Regions from separate parts of the Homo sapiens genome. Here region 1 is linked to region 2. Evidence: chromatin loops called from intact Hi-C (ENCODE). Cell type or tissue: pancreas. All regions are shown on one strand. Links, peaks and the distances in the headings refer to the core of each region. The heading gives the core; the rest is flanking DNA. Region 1 overlaps EEF2K (eukaryotic elongation factor 2 kinase). Region 2 overlaps EEF2K (eukaryotic elongation factor 2 kinase).

Region 1 (4,390 bases), core at 175-4,174, 55 kb before region 2:
AGATAAAATTCACATACCTTACAATCTGCTCATTTAAAATGTACGATTCTGGCTGGGAGCAGTGGCTCATGCCTGTAATCCCAGCACTTTGGGAGGCTGAGGTGGGCAGATCACAAGTTCAGGAGTTCGAGAACAGCCTGGCCAACATGGTGAAACCCCGTCCCTAAAAAAAAAAAAAAAAAAAAAAAATACAAAAATTAGCTGGGCACAGTGGTGCGTGTCTGTAGTCCCAGCTATTTGGGAGGCTGAGGCAGGAGAATCACTTGAACCTGGGGGTGGAGGTTACAGTGAGCCGAGATTGTGCCACTGCACTCCAGCCTGGGTGACAGGGTGAGACTCCATCTCAGATAGATAGATAGTACAATTCAATGGTATATTCATAGTCATATAGCCACAGTCAATTTTAGAACCTTTTCATCAACTCAAAAGAAACCCCATACCCATTAGCAATCATTCCCCATTTCCCCCAACCATTCCCACCACCACACCCTACCTCCATCCTCAGGCAACCATTAATCTATTTTCTATTGCTGTTGCTTTGCCTTCTCTGGAAGTTTCATATACAGAGAATTAGTCAATGTATATAGTCTTTTGTCACTGCCTTTCACCTCCCCTAGTGGTTGTAAGTTTCATCCATATTGTAGTGTATGTCAGCACCTAGGAGTGGAATTGCTGGATCATACGGTAACTCAGTGTTTAACTTTTTGAGATGTTGTTTTTTTCTGTTTTTTTTTTTTTTTTTTGGTTTTGTTTTGTTTTTAGACAAGGTCTCACTCTGTCACCCAGGCTGGAGTGCAATGGCACAGTCTCAGCTCACTGCAACCTCTGCCTCCCAGGCTCAGGCAATTCTCTCACCTCAGCCTCCCAAGTAGTTGGGATTATAGGCATGCACCACCACGCCTGGCTACCTTTTATATTTTTAGTAGAGACAGGGTTTCGCCATGTTGGCCAGGCTGGTGCCAGAGTGTTTTCTAATTTCTTAATTTTTGGGTATGGCGTAAGGAAGGGGATCAACTTCATTTTTTTGCATGTGGATATTCATTTATCCCAACACCATTTGTTGAAAAGATTCTTCCTTCCCTGTTGAATCATCTTGGCTTGTTGAAAATCAAGTGACTGTAAAACTGAGAGTGAATTATCTTGGCACCCTTGTTGAAAATCAGGTGGCTGTAAATGTGACAGTTCTATCCTACAATCTTCCTGAACTCTTTCTTGATTATTTTTGTGTGTTTGTGGGTATGGGACCGTCCCCTTTCTAACAGTCACGGAGTATTTCATGGTGTAGAGAGAAATACTGTAATCTGTATAATGAGCTTCTATTGGACATTTGGGGTTGTTGGGTTTTGTTTTGTTGCTGTTACTGATTGTGCTACAGAAAGTGCTTTTAGGCCAGGCGTGGTGGCTCACATCTGTAATCCCAGCACTTTGGGAGGCCGAGGCAGGCGGATCACCTGAGGTCAGGAGTCCAAGACTAGCCTGGCCAACATGGTGAAACCCCGTCTCTACTAAAAATACAAAAATTAGCCGCGCGTGGTAGTGGATGCCTGTAATCCCAGCTACTCAGGAGACTGAGGCAGGAGAATTGCTTGAACTCGGGAGGCGGAAGTTGCAGTGAGCCGAGATCATGCCACTGCACTCCACAGAGCCAGACTCTGTCTCAAAGAAAAACAAACAAACAAAAAATGCTTTTAGGGCCACTCCTTCATTCTGGGAAAGTGCATTGAGTGCCTTCTCTGTGCCAAACACTTTTGGAGGTATTGGGCATACAGACAATAACAAAGTAAACGGGGTGATTTCAGTTTGAGAAAAGCACAATGAAGAAATGAAGCATGCCTGTAATCCCAGCATTTTGGGAGGCCAAGGCAGGAGGATCACTTGAGCCCAGGAGATTGAGACCAGTCTGGGCAACATAGGGAGACCCTGTTTTTACAAAAAACAAAGAAAATTGGCCAGGCTTGGTGGCATACACCTGTGATCCTAGCTACTTGGGAGGTTTGAGTGGGAGGATTGCTTGGGCCTGTGAGGTCAAGCAGTGACCTAGGTGAGCTAGGATTGCACCACTGTACTCCAGCCTGGATGACAGAGCAAGATTCTGTCTCAAAAAAAAAAAGAAAAGAAAAGAAAAAGAAAAAAGTCCGGATGTGGTGGCTCACGCCTGTAATCCCAGCACTTTGGGAGGCCCAGGCAGGAGGATCACCTGGGGTCAGAAGTTCAAGACCAGCTTAGCCAACATGGTGAAATGCCATCTCTACTAAAAATGCAAAAATTAGCTAGTTGTGGTGGTAGGCACCTGGAATCCCAGCTACGCGCGAGGCTGAGGCAGCAGAATCGCTTGAACCTGGGAGGTGGAGGTTGCAGTGAGCCAAGATCGCACCATTGCACTCCAGCCTGGGTGACAAGAGTGAAACTCTGTCTCAGAAGAAAAAAAAAAAAGAACAAAGAAAGAAATGGAACGGGGTGATATGCAAGGGAGTGATTGGATATGCATGTTGGGTTAAGGGTTCTTTGATTTGGGGATTCACAGAAGATTTCACTGAAGAGGCATCTGTGAGCTGTGAGCTCAATGATGAGAAAGAACCCACTGTTAGAAAGGTTGTTCCAGGCACAAGGAACAGCAGGTACAAAGGCTCGGAGGTCGGAATGAACTTAATGTGTTCACAGAACAGAAAGAAACCCAGTGTACCTGGAGAGCAGCCAGGGCCGGAGGAGAAGTGGGCAGCACGCTAGATGAACGCAGCTCTTGCAGCCTTACCAAGGCATTTGGATTTTATTATGAATGTGAAAGGAAGCTGCCAGGGGTGGGCGTTAAGCAGAGGAGTGCCTCGATCTAATTGATGTGCTAAAAAGAGCACTCTGCTTAAGAAGCCATTCCTTTCCCAACCTGGTTCCAACATTTGCAAACACTGAGTTCTTAAAAGTGGAATGACGACTGGGTCAGCGGGTTTCGAATTTAAAATGTGCCTGGGTGCTGCCAACTGCCTCCCCAAAAGATAGCTCTAGGTTTTACCCCAAGGGTGCCAGCTCCTGCGATAGCCTGCAGCATTTGGGGTGAGGGTCGGGCGAATTCGCAGCCCTGGGCCCCAGCACCCACTCTCTGGCCCTTGCTTTCCTTGTAGGACCTTCGCCTCTGCATTTGTCCAGTAACTCTGGCTGTGCCGGATACTGCTTGGGTAAAACGGGCACCCCAGGAACATGGCAGACGAAGATCTCATCTTCCGCCTGGAAGGCGTTGATGGCGGCCAGTCCCCCCGAGCTGGCCATGATGGTGATTCTGATGGGGACAGCGACGATGAGGAAGGTTACTTCATCTGCCCCATCACGGATGACCCAAGCTCGAACCAGAATGTCAATTCCAAGGTTAATAAGTACTACAGCAACCTAACAAAAAGTGAGCGGTATAGCTCCAGCGGGTCCCCGGCAAACTCCTTCCACTTCAAGGTGAGTGAGCCACCTATTCCACCTTCCCCACCTGGCTTAGCTGCTGTAAGGGATGGAGGGTTGGAGTCGCTGGTTGGGGACTTCTTCGTATTTCCAAACCCTGGACAGTGCTCTAAACTCTGAGCTGAGGATATACTTGTTAAGCAGGGAGGGTATTATTGATTTAAAATAAATTTCATTACCTTGGAACTGGGTGTTTTTCAAATAGTAGCCCAGGACACACTACGGAGTTGTGAAAACCTTTTGCTGAGTTTTGTCCAATGTTTTGTTTTGTTTGTTTATTTATTTTAGCTTTCTTTAGAGACAGAGTTCTCCTCTGTCACCCAGGCTGGAGTGCAGAGGTGCTGTTCTTTTTTTTTTTTTTTTTTTTTTTTTAAAGAAATGGAACAGAACAGAATAAAACAGCAACTATTGGGGAACATTGCAAACTGTAAAGATCTTATTTCTTTGTAAAAACGTTTATTTATTTATGGCAATAGAAAATCCCCAAACTAAGGACCTTATTTCTCTTTCTCTCTTTTTCTTTCTTTTCCTTCTTCTTCTTTTTTTTTTTTTTTATAAACGTGGTCTCGCTTTGTTGCCCAGGCTGCAGTGCAATGGCACAATCATGGCTTACTGCAGCCTTGAATTCCTAGGCTCAAGCAAGCCTCCCACCTCAGCCTCCTGAGTAGCTAAGATTATAGGCTTGTACCACTATACCCGGCTCATTAAAAAAATTTTTTTTGTAGAAATGGGGTTTCCCAGGCTGGTCTTGAACTACCACGCCCAGCCACTTGTTGTTAATTTTTTGAAAGAATTTATTTAACAACATAATTTTAGGTCAGGCGTGGTGTCTCACACCTGTGATGCCAGCACTTTGAGAGGACAAAAGGGAGGATCACTTGAGCCTAGGAGACCAGCCTGGGCAACATAGTGAGACCCTGTCTCTCAAAAAATAAAATAGGCTGGGTGC
Region 2 (4,390 bases), core at 249-4,248:
AAACAAGTGAATAAGGAGAATTAAAGATTTTGGTAGTTGTAAGAAACAGTGTTTGGGGGCAGAATCTCTAAAGAGGTGATATGTGAGCTGAGATTGGAGGGATGATGAGTGTCTTAGCCTGTTCTGTGCTGGTAACAGAATATCTGAGGCTGAGGAATTTCTCATGAACAGAAATTTGCTGGCTCTTAGTTCTGGAGGCTGGGAAGTCTAATATCAGTATGCCAGCGTCTTGCATGGGCCTTCTTGCTGTGTCATCACCTGGCAGAAGAGAAGGAGAGGGAGAGCAGGTCAAGCACGGTGGCTTATGCCTGTAATCCCAGCACTTTGGGAGGCTGAGGCAGGAAAATCACTTGAGTCCAGGAGTTCAAGACCAGCTTGGGCAACCTGGTAAGAGTGTGTCTCTATAAAAAAATTTTAAAAATTAGCCAGGCGTGGTGACATGCCCCTGTCATCCCAGCTACTCAGGAGGTTAAAATGGGAGGATTGCTGGATCCCAGGACTTTGAGGCTGCAGTGAGCTATGATTGTGCCACTGCACTCCTGCCTGGGCAACAGAGTGAAACGCTATCTCAAGAAAAGAAAAAAGAGAGAGCAAAAGGGGGCTGAACTCGCCCTTTTATAACAAATCCACTTTCCTCATACTGGCAGAAATCCATTCATGAGGGCAGAACCATCAAAGCCCAATCACCTCTCAAAGATCCCAACTCCTAATACCTCACAATGGCAAGCAAATCTCAACATGGGTTTTGGAGGGGACACACGTTCCAACCAGAGCAAGGAGCCAGGTGCAGAAAGAGTTGGAGGAAGAATCTTCCAAGGTGAGGGAACAGCGGGTGCAAGGGCCACAGAGCAGGCAGGAGCAGGCATCGTTGGGGAATGGATGGCAGCCGGTGAGCCTGGTGCAAAGGTAGACAAACAGGAGACCGTCCTGGAGGGCAGCGCCTGTCAGACAGGGCCGCAGAGGGCACTGTGGCAGCAAGGCAGGGACAGCAAGTCATCAGACCTATTGCTTCTGGAATGTTTCACGAGACCCACAGGCCTTCTTACCTGTGTCGCTGTATTTGCTCTTTCCTGATATACTATAAATAGTTACTCACACGGATTACACCCAAAGAAAAAGAGCCCTCCGCCCTGTTTGCTGTGTATTCTGTGGTGCGTGGGTTTGGCTGGAAACTTTGTGTGCCCTGGCTGGTTTGGCCATACATGGGCTGCAGTAGGAGGAGTTGAGGGTCGACGGGCAGAGCTGGAAGTGGAGACTCAACTATTCTGGGGTGAGTTCTGCATTGTGCTGGAGGCAATTTTACATAACAAAATTCACAGCTGTCCCGCACAGCAGAGCATACGGTGATTGCCATTAGTGCAGATGGCTCTAGAGGCCTCTGCAGAGGACCCCGCCCCCAATCCACTTCTCTACAAGTCAGAGGGCAGCTTAGCTAGGACACTCAGGCATTGCTAATGCTAGCTCATGGCTGCCTCTGTGTAGACTGTAAAAATGGGCCCCTTCCTCAAGGGGGTGTCCTAGCTAAGCTGCCCTTTACTTTCATCTATGGGAAAATTGTTGTAATATACTGATTTTATTAAGGAAAGCAACTTGACTCCTCTTTTTTTTTTTTTTTTTTTAACACAGGGTTATACTCTATTGCCCAGGCTGGAGTGCAGTGGCATGATCATAGCTCACTGCAGCCTCTAACTCCTGGGCTCAAGCTATCCTCCCACCTCAGCCTCCGGAGTAGCTGGGACTACAGGTGTCCATCACCACACCCAGCTTTTTGTGTGTTTATTGTATTTTTTAATTTTTGTGGGTACATAGTAAGTGTGTATATGGGTTACATGAGCTATTTTGATATGGGCATGGAATGTGTAATAATCACATCAGGATAAATGGGATATCCATCATCTCAAGCATTTATTCATTGTGGTATAAACAATTTCTTTATACTCTTTTAGTTATTTTAAAATATACAATTACATTATTTTTGACTATAGTCACTGTTTTTTTGTTGTGTTTTTGTTTTTTTGTAGAGACACGGTCTCTCTACGTTGCCTGGGCTGGTCAACTGCTCTCTTAATAAATATTGGCCGAGCACAGTGGCTCATGCCTGTAATCTCAGCACTTTGGGAGGCCTAGGCATGTGGATCACTCGAGGTTAGGGGTTCGAGACCAGCCTGGCCAACGTGGTGAAATGCCGTCTTTACTAAAAATACAAAAAATTAGCTGGGTGTGGTGGCGTGCACCTGTAATCCTAGCTACTCAGGAGGCTGAGACAGGAGAATTGCTTGAACTTGAGAGGCGGAGGCTGCAGTGGGCCGAGATTGCACCACTGCACTCCAGCCTGGGCAACAGAGCAAGACTCTGTCTCAAAAATGAATGAATGAATGAGTGAATGAATATCACAGTATGAAGGTGCCTCATAGATGTATTGGCCTTGGACAAGATAGGTCGTGAACCATAGGTGGTGGCCCTGCTGGGATCCCTGACTTGCCCCTCCTGCTGGAAGGCCCTCCTCCTGCCACCCTGTTGCCATGGTAACCTCCACCTTTCCCTCTGTATCTCCTGGCAAGGTGCCAAGACTGGCTAGAGGCCCTGCACTGGTACAACACTGCCCTGGAGATGACGGACTGTGATGAGGGCGGTGAGTACGACGGAATGCAGGACGAGCCCCGGTACATGATGCTGGCCAGGGAGGCCGAGATGCTGTTCACAGGAGGCTACGGGCTGGAGAAGGACCCGCAGAGATCAGGTAGGGCCTGGCAGACCTGCCCCTGGGCTGCAACAGGGCTGGGCAGGGAGGAACCTAATTTCCATTCCACTGGGAGTTATTTATGACAAGATGACAGGCTGAATCTTCTTCCAGGGAGGGGAATTTATGGAGCTAGTATGAAGATGAACATTGTTATTTTAATGGTTATATATTACGGCTTTGTAGGGGGTTTTTGCAATTTTAAAAACTGAATTGAGATTTTCATAACAAAATTCACCATCTTAAAGTATATAGTTTAGTAGGGGGGTTTTCCTTTCCTTTCTTTCTTTTTTTTTTTTTTTTTTTGAGACGGAGTCTCGCTCTATAGCCCAGACTGGAGTGCAACGGCATAATCTTGGCTCACTGCAGCCTCCACCTCCCGAGTTCCAGCGATTCTCCTGCCTCAGCCTCCTGAGTAGCTGGGATTACAGGTGTGCCACCATGCACAGCTGATTTTTGTATTTTTAGTAGAGACAGGGTTTTGCCATGTTGGCCAGGCTGGTCTCGAACTCCTGACCTCAAGTGATCGGCCCACCTCGGCCTCCCAAAGTGCTGGATTACAGGCGTGAGCCACCACACCTGGCCCAGAGTTTCACTCTTGTAGCCCAGGCTGGAGTGGGCCATCTCTGCTCCCTGCAACCTTCACCTCCCAGGTTCAGGTGATTCTTGTGCCTCAGCCTCCTGCATAGCTGGGACTACAGGCACACACCCAGCTAATTTTTCTGTTTTTAGTAGAGATGGGGTTTCACCATGTTGGCCAGACTGGTCTTGAACTCCTGACCTCAGGTGATCTGCCCGCCTCAGCCTCCCAAAGTGCTGGGATTATACGTGTGAGCCACCATGCCTGGCCTCCTTTCCTTTTCTTTCTTTCTTTTTTCTTTGAAATAGAATCTCACTGTGTCACTCAGGCTGGAGTGCAGTGGCACAATCATAGCTCACTCCAGCCTGGAACTCCTATGCTCAAGCAATTCTCCTGCCTCAGCCTCCCAAGCAGCTGGGACTACAGGCACTTGCTTCCACACCCAGCCAATTTTTAAAAGTTCTTTGTAGTGACAGAGTCTTGCTATGTTGCCCAGGCTGGTCTTGAACTCCTAGCCTCAAGCAATCTGCTGCCTTGGCTTCCCAAAGTCTTTGGATTACAGATGTGAGCCACTGCACCTGGTCCTAGTGGGTTTTAGTATAGTCATAATGTTGTACAATCATCACTGCTATGTAATTCCAGAACATTTCCATCACCCCAAAAAGAAATCCCGTACCAGTTAGCAGTCCTCCCCGAACCTAGCAGCCACTATACTTTTTGTCCCTATAGATTTGCCTATTCTGGAGATTTTATATAACTGGGAGTATACAATTTGTGGCTTTTTGTATCTGCTTCTTTCATTTAGCATAACTTTTTCAAGATTCATCTGTGTTGAAGTGTGTTATCAGTACTTCATTCCTTCTTATTACTACATAATATTCCATTGTGTGGATATACAGCCTTTATCCATTCATCAGTTGATAGACAAGTTATATATATATTTTTTCTGTTACATAATGTATTAGTCTTCTTGGGCTGCCAAAACAAAATACTATAGAGTGGGTGGTTTAAACTAAAAAAATTGCTGGGCACAGTGGCTCATGCCTGTAATCCCAGCACTTTGGGAGGCC

The links. Hi-C counts contacts between places; a loop is a spot of excess contacts. Peaks named below come from ENCODE experiments on the same cell type or tissue, not always from the same donor. Only the 100,000 strongest peaks of a DNase experiment are listed, where the experiment ranks them.
Region 1: a loop joins it to region 2, with 2.2 times the contacts of the local background. A loop is called at or near these places in 13 of 110 quality-filtered maps.

What each region holds. Positions count from the first base shown.
Region 1 is chr16:22,222,538-22,226,927 of GRCh38, forward strand. It overlaps EEF2K (eukaryotic elongation factor 2 kinase), which reads left to right. Exons shown (of 18, transcript NM_013302.5): 2 at 3,117-3,438. The coding sequence starts at 3,193. Among named protein-coding and RNA genes, the nearest start is that of EEF2K, 18 kb to the left of the region's middle. RefSeq lists an enhancer at 3,171-3,794. In pancreas, for the core only: no CTCF peak of the experiment used is centred there; no DNase peak of the experiment used is centred there.
Region 2 is chr16:22,277,637-22,282,026 of GRCh38, forward strand. It overlaps EEF2K (eukaryotic elongation factor 2 kinase), which reads left to right. Exons shown (of 18, transcript NM_013302.5): 17 at 2,562-2,740. Among named protein-coding and RNA genes, the nearest start is that of TRL-AAG2-4, 17 kb to the right of the region's middle. In pancreas, for the core only: no CTCF peak of the experiment used is centred there; a DNase peak (open chromatin) is centred at 2,573.